Linked DNA regions of Mus musculus: region 2 is linked to region 1. A link is a contact called in ENCODE POLR2A ChIA-PET data. All regions are on one chromosome and are shown on one strand. Each heading gives the region's core, a stretch centred on a gene start or an enhancer-like site at or near the end of the contact. The rest is flanking DNA. Distances are from core to core; before and after follow the strand shown. Region 1 holds the start of Zfp410 (zinc finger protein 410). Region 2 holds the start of Aldh6a1 (aldehyde dehydrogenase family 6, subfamily A1).

Region 1 (5,843 bases), core at 671-3,170:
GGCCTGGAACTCTACAGGAATCTGAGGCTGGCCTTCAACTCCCACTCCTGCTTATGCCTCACAGTACCGAGATTAAAGGTGTGTACCACCATACTTGGCTAATTTTACATTTTCCCAAAAAGAAACCCTGACGTCACTACCCACTTCTAAATTAGTCATTATTGTGAGTTTAAATGACTGCCATACAGGTTTCCAGTGAGCACTGGATAAATATTCAGACAATAATTCAGAGGATAAATAACATGACAAATGATACCCAATTCCCTACCCCTTCACTCTGACTTTTCAATTCCAAACTTTCATTAACTGCTTATGGACTAATTCTGCATATATATCCTCAGCATGTCAAACCAAACCATGTCTAAACACGGATTATCATCTCCCCTACCAAACCTGTTCTTCTTGAATTATCTTTTATTTATTGCCCAATCTTCCCACTCAGCTGCAAATTTTACCTAGCAGTGCCTCTCATCCTACATGTTTTAATAATCCCAGCAATTAATAATAACCAGACCCCAAAGTGACTCCTGTGATGCTGTTTAGATTTCTCAGTATCTTTCTGCTTGTCACTCTCCATATGCAGTTTAGTATCTCAGAATAATGGCCAGCCCTTAACGGTAAACCTCTTCACTGACATACTCCTCCCCCCACTGCCCCCCCAAAAAAAACCTTAGAAATTGTGGGATTTACCTAAATTTGACACCTACTGGGATACAAAGCTCAAATTAGAACCACATTTTCTGATGCTTGGCTGCCCTGTATCTGCCACAAAGTGTAATTTCTCAACGCCAAACACCCAGAATTGCGCGTTTTGACCTCAAACTATGTTTTATTCTCTTTACATATGTTCCACTGATCTTTGTGTCTAATGTAATGTAAATGTATGAACTCTTAACCCCAAATCAATAATATTTCACTCCCAAATGGTTCCTAAGTACATCTCAGAGCCTCATGAGCAAGTGAGATAAAGTTTAATAAACTAATTGGATCGTCTTCTTTTGAGAAACTTCAGAGAACAAGTTGAACGAGCAAAACACATCCTGGCTGCAAACACTCGCTGCCCACACACGGGCCTGAGGTGACAGGCAAAGGAGACCCCAGAGGTCCGGCTCTGGTCCGCAGACGTCCCTTCCCTATTCCAGCCCAAGGCAGAGAGTGGACCCAGGAAAGGTGCCGGCAGCCCTGGGTGAAACGCGGGCAGGGCACCGCTGTCAACCCTTCCCGCCAGCACAAAGGCCTCAGCCGAAGGCCCTTAGGTCTGCGGGCGGGCCCAGCCGCGGGTGCAGTCCGGAGCCTCCGCCCGGGGGACTCGCTGACTCCCGCGTTCTGGGGGGGCAGGCTGGTCTCCAAGCTCCCTCCCTCAAGAACAAGCAAAGGAGGAGAAACGGTGCGCCCCAGATCCCCAAAGGGGTTAGGGCCGCAGCCGCCGGGCTTCGGACCGGTCGCTCCCCGCCCGCTAGACGCCTGGGGGAGTCTGGGGGGACGGCTTCCTTGCGCCCTTCGGGGGCGAACCCGGCTCTAGATCCCCAGACCCCATAAGTGGCTTCCTTTCTCGGCGGGACCACCTACCCGAGCGGGGGTGGCTACACTAGCCTGGAGCTCACCTTCCAGTCTCGGGCAGCCGTCCGTCCGTCAGTCAGCCCCGAATCCCGTCCACACACGGCGTCTTCCGGCTCCCGCCGGAAGCAGCTCCAGAGCGGGACAGGAAGTTTGGCCGCCCCCCATCAACATACCCACTCGCTTTCTTCTCCGCCCGCGGGTGTTTCTCAGGAGGAGGCGCTGACTCTTGGGCCGCTGCTTGAGAGCGATCCTTCGCTCCCCGCTACATACACACGCATACACAGCCCGAGACACACACAGGGTTCCCTCCCGGCCGAGGAACCGCAGCGCCCCGTCCCCTCCTGTCTGCCCTTCAGGGTTCTCAGGTCCGCGAAATCTGAAACCAGGTCAGTGCAGTCTAGCCGTGACGTCACTGCCTTCCCGCTGAGCGGAGCTGTTCAGCAGGGGCCGCGGCGGCTGGGATGGGTGAGACGGCGCGGGGTGGAGGGTAGCTTTCTCCGGAGCTGAGGACCTGTGACAGCTCCCGAAACACCAAAAGCCCATGAAGAGCACCTGAAATGTTCATGGCCCAAAGAGGGACCTGGAAATCAAGCCTTGCATTGCCCCTAGGACTGGGTGTGAATTTAGGCACACGTACAGCGTTAGAAACATTTAAGAATTCTCCAGAGATCTTGGATGCACTGACTGAGGGCTCAGATAACTAAGTTCCAAGCTGGATAATAGTTCTTGTTGAAACTTTCGAGTTTGACTGCATGAAACTTAAGATCTGCAGTGGTGGCACACGCCTGTAACTCCAGCAATCCCAGTACTCCAGGAGTTCCCGGTGAACGAGGGCTACATAGTTGAGACCTTGTCCAAAAAAACAAAAAACAACAACAACAACAAAACATGATGCGGTGTGGAAGAGTAGGGGACTAAAGATAGTGCCTGTGAGATATAATGTTCTCTGAAGGCGCTCATTTTCAAGTTAGAGATAAGCCAGGAGTCTGGATGAGCTAGGGAGTCATAGTTTTGGTACAAAATGTTCCGGGAGAAAACATTTCCTCGATACAGTTTGTCCTGCGCACTGAGAAGCATGACTGTGATCCCATTTGAGGATGGCCATGACAAGGACAACTGGCCTACACAGTATCTGGGACAAAAATCTTGGGGTGGCAAGGAGATGTTTACTAGGAGCTAAAATCCTAAAATTTAAGAAAGGATTAAAAAACAAAGATTTACCAGTTACCACTATATGAAGAGATGAAGAACTGTTCAGAAAGAAAAACTGGGGTCCAGAGAAAGTATGTAAAACAAGGTTAGAACGCTGCAAAATTTGATTTAGTGGCTGCTAATTTGTTTTGCCTCTAAAATATATTGACTGTAAAAAAAAAAAGTGGTCATAAGTCATACTCAGAAAACATCTCCAGTTTTATTTTTCTAAAGGTTGAGAAAATTAAGAAAACAAATGTGATACATCAGTATATCTGGAATAGTCATGTCTATAACCATTGGTTAATTTACTTAATCCTATAGCTTTCTGGAGCTTGATTACTTGGGGCTTGTTGTGGGAAGGTACCATTGGGGATTGACCTCAGAGCCCCTAGAGTACTGATCAGTGTTCTGCCCTGACCACTCCGACTCACTTTCATCAGTGAAACTCTTAGTGATGTTTATATCTATTAGTTCTCCAAAGTATAAGCCCAGAATGGGGATACAGGCCTTTAACACTGGCACTCGGAGGCAGACAGCCAAGTGGATATCTTTGAGTTCCAGGCCAGCCTGGATTACATAGCAAGCTACCTAACAGACTCTTGTCTTTAAAAAAAAATTCCTAAAATAAACACAAGCTTTTATCAGCACGTAGTAAGTTGTTAGGCTTGCTACTCAATTAGTTGTTTGGCAGAACACAAACATCATCCCTGGATGTAAACCTTGTCTCTGGAGACTCCCAACCACTCATTTATCTTCTCAGACCACTCCCAGCCCAAAACGTCCTACCCCAAACTGTTCCACAATCTGTAAATACTCCCAATGCTGCCCGAAATCCTATGTACTTATGCCATTAAGTACAGACAGGCTGGAGAGGTGGCCAACACTAAGAGCATCTCCTGCTCTACCAGAGGATCTGCATTCTAGAACCCAGCACTCACATGGTGGCTTCAGACTCTCTCCAGTTCCAGGGGATCCAATGCCCCAATACCCTCTCCAGCCACTCTCCACTGTAGGCACCAGACATGCATGTGGTGTACAGACAAACATTCGGGTAAAGACTTTTAAAGTCTCTCATCAAAAATATGGAAAGGCTTTCTCAATTCTAATACTCAGTTTAAGAATGGTAAAAATGTTACCAGTTCAACAAATGTTAACTGCTTCTCACCTTAGAATTCGTAGACTGTTTATTCAGTTCTAAAAGTAATTTAAAGATATATATATATATATATATGATCCACTAATAGTTGGGGTTAAAAACCACCCAGGTTTTTTAAATATTTGATACAAATATATGTAATATTAATTTTCACAAACAAAATTAGCCACATATTAGTGAGTGACAGCTGCCTGGCATCCCAGCAGGCTCAGCAGTGGGAGACCTGAGGAGTCAGTCCAGCCTGAGCTAAACTAACAGACCCATCTCCAAAACAATATTATTAGTTATTATAAGAAAAATAATCAGGCATAGTGGTACATGCCTACAATTCCAGGACTTAGGAGACAGAGCCCCAGGATCACAAGTTGGAGGCCAGTGTGGATGTCATATAGAGATCTTGCCTCAAAAACAAAGTAAAAAAGACAGAAAAACAAGTAATACTAACTTCAATCTAGTGTGGCATTGGTTCTCAACCTTCCTAATACACCCACCCTTTAATACAGTCTCTCATGTTGTGGTGACCCCCAACCATAAAATTATTCGGTTATTACCTTATAACTGTAATTTTGCTGTTATGAATAATAATGTAAATATCTGTTATGCGAGATATCTGATATGTAACTCCTCCGGAGGGGCCGTAACCCACAGCTTGAGAACTCCTGTATTATGGCAGGCAATCACATGTTAAATGTAGAGTGAATATGATATGGAAGATAAAGTGGTTATACAACAAAGAAAATATTATCACACTAGAATCAAGAACTATCTGTACAGAAAGATTATTTTTAAATGCATGTTAAGAATCTTTGTGGGAAGTGAAAAATGGAGGGCTTCCTTGATGAAGACACACCAAGACTACAGAGAAGAATCTTCTGAAATGCAGACGATCTGTTTCCCTACGTTGCCCCCTGTCATCATGGACTGGAATGCAACTGAAAGAAAAACAAAACTTGTTGTCTGAAAAGAGAAATGTTACTATATGTCTGTTAGAAGTCTAACATATAAAATTAGTTTGAATAATTTCTTCTGTGATTTTACTTTTAAGGTGTGTTTGTTTGTTTGTTTGTTTGTTTTGTGGCTGGGTGGTGGTGGTGGTGGTGCATGCCTTTAATCCTAGCACTGAGAGTTTGAGGCCAGCCTGGTCTACAGAGTGAGTTCCAGGACAGCCCAGACTAACCAGTGAAAGCCTGTTGGGGGATGTGGGGGGTATTTTTATGTGGAGCTGGAGAGATGGCTTAGTGTTTGAGAGTGCTTGTCACTCTTGCAGAGGACATGGGTTCAGTTCTCAGCATTCACATGATAGCTTACAACCATTCCTATTCCTGGCAGCAGCTCTAGAGGATCCAACACTGTCTTCTGAACTTAATGAGCACCATGCATGCATATGGTGTAGACCAGGCTGGCCTTGAACTCATATAGATAGATCCACCTGTTTCCGCCTCCTGTGCTGGAATTAAAGGCATGCAACACCATCACCCAGCTTCTCTATGGTTTTTGGTTTTGATTTGTTTTATTTAATACTACATACAGAAGAAAACGCTCATGGTGTATGCATGAAAACCAGCGTTCTGGAGTTAAGCTAGAGGATCGTGAGTTAAGGCCAGTCTGGGCTATAGAACAAGACTCTAAAACAACCAGAAAGAGGTGGGCAGGAGAGAGCACACTGCCTCCCTCAGATACAGTCTATATCTTAGAAACCTAGGGAAAGTTCCATTGAACAGTGAGCTTGGATGTTGGGGACCTGCCCCAGGCTGGCCTGAAGAAAGAATTAATGCATTTTGAAATGTGAGAAAAGGAAGAGGAGAGGGAAAGGAGATCTCGCTTCAAACAAACACAGACAAAAGGTACAAGTAAGATACAAAGCAATCCAATCAACATCCTGAAAAGCTGTGGCTGGGCTGAGGACACAGCTCAGGCAGTAACGTGCCACCTG
Region 2 (5,807 bases), core at 2,832-5,331, 130 kb before region 1:
GAAACCCTGTCTCATAAAAATAAGTAAACAAATGAGAGAAAGAGCGAAACTATACTTAATGTTAACCAAGTCTCCACATGTATGTACACACATGCACCAGTATCCATATGCATGTCTGAGTGCAGACACACACAGAAACATGCAAACTCTCCCTTTAAACTCATAGCCTCCCTCCTGGGTATCCCGTTGTCCTTACTCTCACACCTCACACTCTGTGTGTGTGTGTGCATGCACACATGCATATATGGATGTAATAAGTCTACAAATAGGCATATGACAATAAACACCAAAAAGGATGCTAAATGTTTTTATTTTGTCTATTAGTGGCTCACTAAGAAGCTAGCTGGCCAGCATGCTCTCAGGATCCAGCTGTTTCTGGGCATACCCTCCCCACACCCACAGAGCTGGTGGTACAACCATGCCTGGCTTCCAACTCAGGTCCTCATATTTGCAAAGCTAGCTGCTTACCTACAATGTATCATCTCCCCAGGACCTACACCCTCTAACCTATAAAACTCTTAGTTCAGTCCCTAGTGCATTGAAACTACTGTTATCAAGCTTCCCTTTGCCAGACCGTCCCACTTCTATGTGTCCCTGCTATGACCTCCCACAGCATGAGATGCTTTCATGAAACTGCTGCGCTTGTTTCCTCTTAGTGACTCCTCCTTCACTCTGCTCCACTCAGATCTCAGACTGTGCTGGCTCTACTCTCTACAACTTCCACCATCATATACCAATGACCATTCCTATTTCAAGGCTTACCTGTCCTCCTGTCCAAGAGGCTCCTTGATGTCCCTCTCCATTTGCACGTAGGGAAAACCCCTTAATAGCGCTATGTTCAAAATCCACTTACCCAACCTTCTCCATCTCAAGAAACTGCAATGCCACAAACCCAAGTTCTTTGACTTATTTACTTTTCGTTAGTTTACATTTGTGTAGCATTCCATGGATTCTGGCCTTTGCACGATGGCTGCTACCATTTCTACAGGGCCGAGACTTATCTCTCCACAGAAGACTTATCTCTCAGCACAATTCTCTGCTTTTGTTTGGTCTGCTCCAGGAGTCACTGTGTTACTTTCTGATACACATAAGCACATCTCTTTGTCTTAGTAGAATTAAGTCTCCTCTCAGATACCAGCACCTTCAATTTGAAGAAGAGCTGGATGCTCTCTGCTTCTAGAACCTCACTTATCCAGCAAAAACTGGCCTTGTACCACAGTCTTCCAGATACTGGCTTTTAGAAATCCTGCTCCCAGGAGACCTCCACAGACACCAAGATGAACCCCAATTTTTTAAAAAGACAACAAAAATCTTACCAACACTTTTTTTTTTTTTTGCTAGTAAGAAAAGGATGTTTTAGCAAAAACAAAACAGAACAAAAAACAAACAAACAAACAAACAAAAAAACACCCAGGCTAGAGAATCTCTTTTGTTGTGAACACAACTTCTTTGGTAAGAGGCCAGGCATAGTGGTACAGACTTTTACTGGAGGCACAGGTAGGAAAGCAAGAGGATGGTGAGTCTGAAGCCAACCTGGGCTACACAGTGAGACCCTATCTCAAAAAAAGGAAAGAATTAGAAAGGAGGAAACTCTGGTATCCTTACTTTTGAATATAATCTAATCATCCTCTTTAGTACTAAAGACTGAACTTAGGGTCTTGGTCATGATCAACAACTCCCTAGTGCTGAACTACAGTCTCACTTCTTATTGTTCATTTTCAGATGTAGTTATGGTATGACTGTCTTGTCTTCATGGTATATATGTGGAGTACATGTGTGCTTGATGTTCATGGCGGTCAGATCCACTGGAATCGAGTCATGAGTCACCATGTAGATGCTGGGAATAGAATCCAGGTCTTTTGCAAAAGCACCAGGTGTTCCTAACTACTGAGCCATCTCACCAGCCCCCTGCATCCCCCTCACATTTTAAAAAAAGATTTATTTACTATGTACACAGTGTTCTGCCTGCATGTACACCTGCACACCAGACGGGGGCACCAGATTTCATTGTAGATGGTCAGGAGTCACTATAGGGTTGCTGGGAATTGGACTCAGGACTTCTGGAAGAGCACCAGTGCTCTTAATCTCTGAGCCATCTCTCCAGTCACTCCTCCCTTACTTTTAAAAATAAAACGTTTTATTTTAAGCTGTGTTATGGTGGTGCACGCCTCGGGAGGCAGAGGTAGGAAGAGCTCTGAGTTCAAAGCCAGCCTTGTCTATAGAGCAAGTTTCAGGACAGCCAGGACTATACAAGAAACCTTGTCTCAGGAAAAACAAAAACAAAAACAAAACAACCAACAAACTAAACCAACTTTTTATTTTAGACACGATTTGCCTACAATTCCCTCTACAGCCTAGGCAAGCCTGAAGCAACAAACCTCCTGCCTCAATCTCCCAAGCTAGAATTAGAGGTCACACACCAAGGCCAGTTTTACTTTTGGATAAACGTTAACTTAAAGCCAAATCCTTTACAGGCATTATTCTAAAACCTAGGATTAGCCGGGCAGTGGTAGTGCACGCCTTTAATCCCAGCACTCGGGAGGCAGAGGCAGGCGGATTTCTGAGTTCGAGGCCAGCCTGGTCTACAGAGTGAGTTCCAGGACAGCCAGGGCTATACAGAGAAACCCTGTCTCGAAAAACCAAAATAAATAAATAAATAGTAAAAATAAACAAACAACCCCCCCCCAAAAAAAAACCCTAGGACTAAATTAATGAAATAAGACAGAATTGGAATTTATAGTTGGGTGTGGCCCGGGCAAAGTGCAAAGTTAACAGAATAACTATATAAACTGAGATGCTGAATAATGACAGAAGAGCAATTCCAAATATTAAAGCAAAACCGCGAGCAAAAGCATACGGGTATATCAAGAACACCTATATGTCTACTGAGATGACTTGCGTCTTAGAAGACAGAATAAGCAGAATTGCTCCTGCCCTCAGCCTACGGAAACAACACATAAAGTAGAGGGGTGACGAGTTAAGGAAGAGTTGAGAAGCGTGAGAAGCGACATTAACAAGCCGAATTTTCACTCCCTCGGGACTCAGGGCAAGGAAACCAGGTCCCCGCACCTCCTGCTGCCAAGGCAACGGACCTGAACTGAGGAGACAAGCTTCTCTCTCTGCCGGCTCGGTAGAGGAATGAACCCTAGACCTCATGTCAGTCACCACTCACACTTCACAGCCATAGAGCTTGAGAGACTCATACGTACCAGCTCTACTGAGATGAGAACAGAACCAACACTCCAATGGGCCTGTTCAAAAAGAAAGTTCCCTTTCCCCTCAGCAGCTCCTTTTGAACCCTCAGCATCACCGATGGGCCGGAGCGACCTCTGTCCTTTTTCCCCCCATAGGGACTCCGGTTGATGGACTCCTTCCTAGTACACAGCAAGGAGACCTGGTACTAGGCACCTGCTAGCTGAAAAGCCGGCATACCCCAAAGGAGAAAAGTGGGAGAGAAAGGAGAGGGGCGCAAGAAAAAAAGAGTAAGGGTGAGGACAGAGGAAGTTCCCAGAGAAGCAAATAATGATACTACAGGCCAACAATCTCCAAGCCGGCTCTTACCGTCTGTGGGAGACGCCATCTTCCAGCCCATGTCACGTGACGTAACCAACCGTCGGCGGGAAAGCGAGGATCCGCAAGCCACGCCCCTAGCAGGGATAACCTATCCTTAGCTCACAGCCCGGTCTCGTTTCCCTACTTCATAGGGTAACATTTGCCTAGTCCCACCCCAGACAGCAGCCCCACCCACGGAGTGGTTAAAGTGGAACGCAGGCAAAATTCTTCAAGGACCTTATTTACTTTCCTTAGCAAGGGGGCGGGACCTTAGAGAGCCTACCTACAGCCAATCGGAGTTCCCGGTTAGGGGGCGTCTTCCCTGTGTGCTTACTATGCAGTACCAAGTCGAGGGGGCGTCTCCATATTTCCGCCAACAAAAATAGGATAAAGTGAGAGAAGCCCAGAACGCTTCCACCTTTGACCAATCACCTATTCCCAGGGGTGGGAATGATGGGTGGAGTCAAAGATTCCGACAAGTGATTGGTTATAGGAAGTGGCCCTTCCCTCCAATGGAGAGGCTCGGTCGTGTTCTGGGCGTGGCTTAACGGTGTTGCTTCAAGGGAGGCACTGGCAGCCGAGACGCAGGCGAGCTGGGCAGAGTCGGTGAGCCATGGCGGCGGCAGTGGCGGCAGCGGCAGCAATGCGGTCCCGGATCCTGCAGGCGAGTGAGGGTGGCGACGAGGGACCATGATGTTAGAAATGGGTCCTTTCCGCCCCGTCTCTAAACCATGCTTCTGCCGGACAGACTTCTTGGCCCAGCCCCTTCTTTGCAGCCCCTTGTGTTCCACCAGACCCGTGCGTCAGGGCTGTCACTCTGTACCGCCTGGCCCCGAGATTCAGCCCCGGACGGTCACGCCTGCTCCCCACTCCCCTTTACTCCTGAGCCTTTTCTTTTTTAGCTTTGACCCACCCACCTCCAGTCCAGCTCAGTCCTTGCTGTCACATGCTGGCTTGCTTTCTCTTTTTTGGTTCCTCCCACGGTCTCTCTTTCACCTCTGTACCAGCCACCTCTGTGCCCCAGAAACTCCTCCTTTTGGTCGCTGTACATAGAGTACTTTCCTTTGCCAGGAGCGTCCCTTCCCCCCATCCAGCCTCTATGTGAGGCAAGAGGGGATGGGAGCTCATTAAGGACATGGAACTAAGATCAGAGAAGGAACTTTGAATCTCCTAGACATGTACCCTAGGTTTTCATATCAAAAAGGCAGCCATTTGTTAGTTTTCACAAACATTCTGGCTTTTAGTGTTTTTCCCAAGCCCTGGGCCAAGTTAAACTTTCTCAGCGAAGTTAAACTTTTGGAGGTAAATAAGGGCATGTGGTTTTGCTAATACTGCTTCATTCAAAAGACTAAACATTCCCCCAGACAGGTGGTAGAAAATAAGAGCCTAGGAAGACACCTTCCGAAAATCAGTTCTCAAGTGCCGACATATCCTCTTCTAGGCTGCAGTTGGAACCCCACGGACGCCGCGCAAGGGAAGTTGTAGAGTTCCAGAAGCTGTATGCCGGCGATCCCCAGCTTTGATTATAGCTTTTCCCTGTGTTTGCATCTTAGCATGGACTTAGAATCTGAGGCAAGACTTGCTCTGTTCCTGGCAAGATTCATAATCCAGTATTAAGCGACACTATCTCTTACTCATCCAGCCTAGGAATGTCTCCTGTTGCACTTTTATATAAACTTTAATTTCTTTCTACTCATCAGGTTTTTAGGAGATCTACTGCAGAAATGTGTGCATGTGTTTGATTCTTGGTGGAGTCCCCAAAGGGTCAGGTTTGAATGTCATTTAATGGGACAGTGTAGAGAATGAGCTGGAGGTCTTTGGAGGTTGGCGTGACCTCACTCCCCTACTTCTGTTCTGGTATCTTTTCCTAGTAACAGATAGAGCATTTCCTCTCTAGGTTTTCTATTCCCAACCTCTTAAAATCCTTTATATATATAAAAAAAAAATCTCTCCCCTCTCGTCATTACCCCATCACCATGAGTCAATGAAAATCCTGAGGTATTTTGTCTTTTGCATAAAAGCAGAATTTCTCCTTTTTTGGAAGAAATACTTTTTTTTTCTTTCTAAAAACCAAATTGTAGAAACCTCTGAACTGACTTGGAAAAAGACCAGAAATAGTTCTTAAACAATTAGTTACTGTAATCTGACACTTTGATAAAGGCTAATCTATGTGATCATATGGTACATGTATGCAGGCCTAGTTTTTGGAGAAACACAGGCAGGAAAATCTCTTGAGACCTTCACAACCAGCCTGA

The links. ChIA-PET counts read pairs that join two places held with the same protein, here RNA polymerase II (POLR2A).
Region 2: POLR2A ChIA-PET joins it to region 1 with 23 read pairs in embryonic stem cell. The contact joins the promoter of Aldh6a1 here to the promoter of Zfp410 in region 1. POLR2A ChIA-PET finds 5 or more read pairs at or near these places in 4 of 5 experiments (Patski and embryonic stem cell).

What each region holds. Positions count from the first base shown.
Region 1 is chr12:84,312,936-84,318,778 of GRCm38, reverse strand. Zfp410 (zinc finger protein 410) reads right to left here and starts at 1,920. Exons shown (of 12, transcript NM_144833.4): 1 at 1,605-1,920. Ptgr2 (prostaglandin reductase 2) reads right to left here. Exons shown (of 10, transcript NM_029880.3): 10 at 2,947-4,842. The coding sequence ends at 4,766.
Region 2 is chr12:84,449,298-84,455,104 of GRCm38, reverse strand. Aldh6a1 (aldehyde dehydrogenase family 6, subfamily A1) reads left to right here and starts at 4,081. Exons shown (of 12, transcript NM_134042.3): 1 at 4,081-4,216. The coding sequence starts at 4,166. Lin52 (lin-52 homolog (C. elegans)) reads right to left here and starts at 3,597. Exons shown (of 6, transcript NM_173756.4): 1 at 3,562-3,597. The coding sequence starts at 3,592.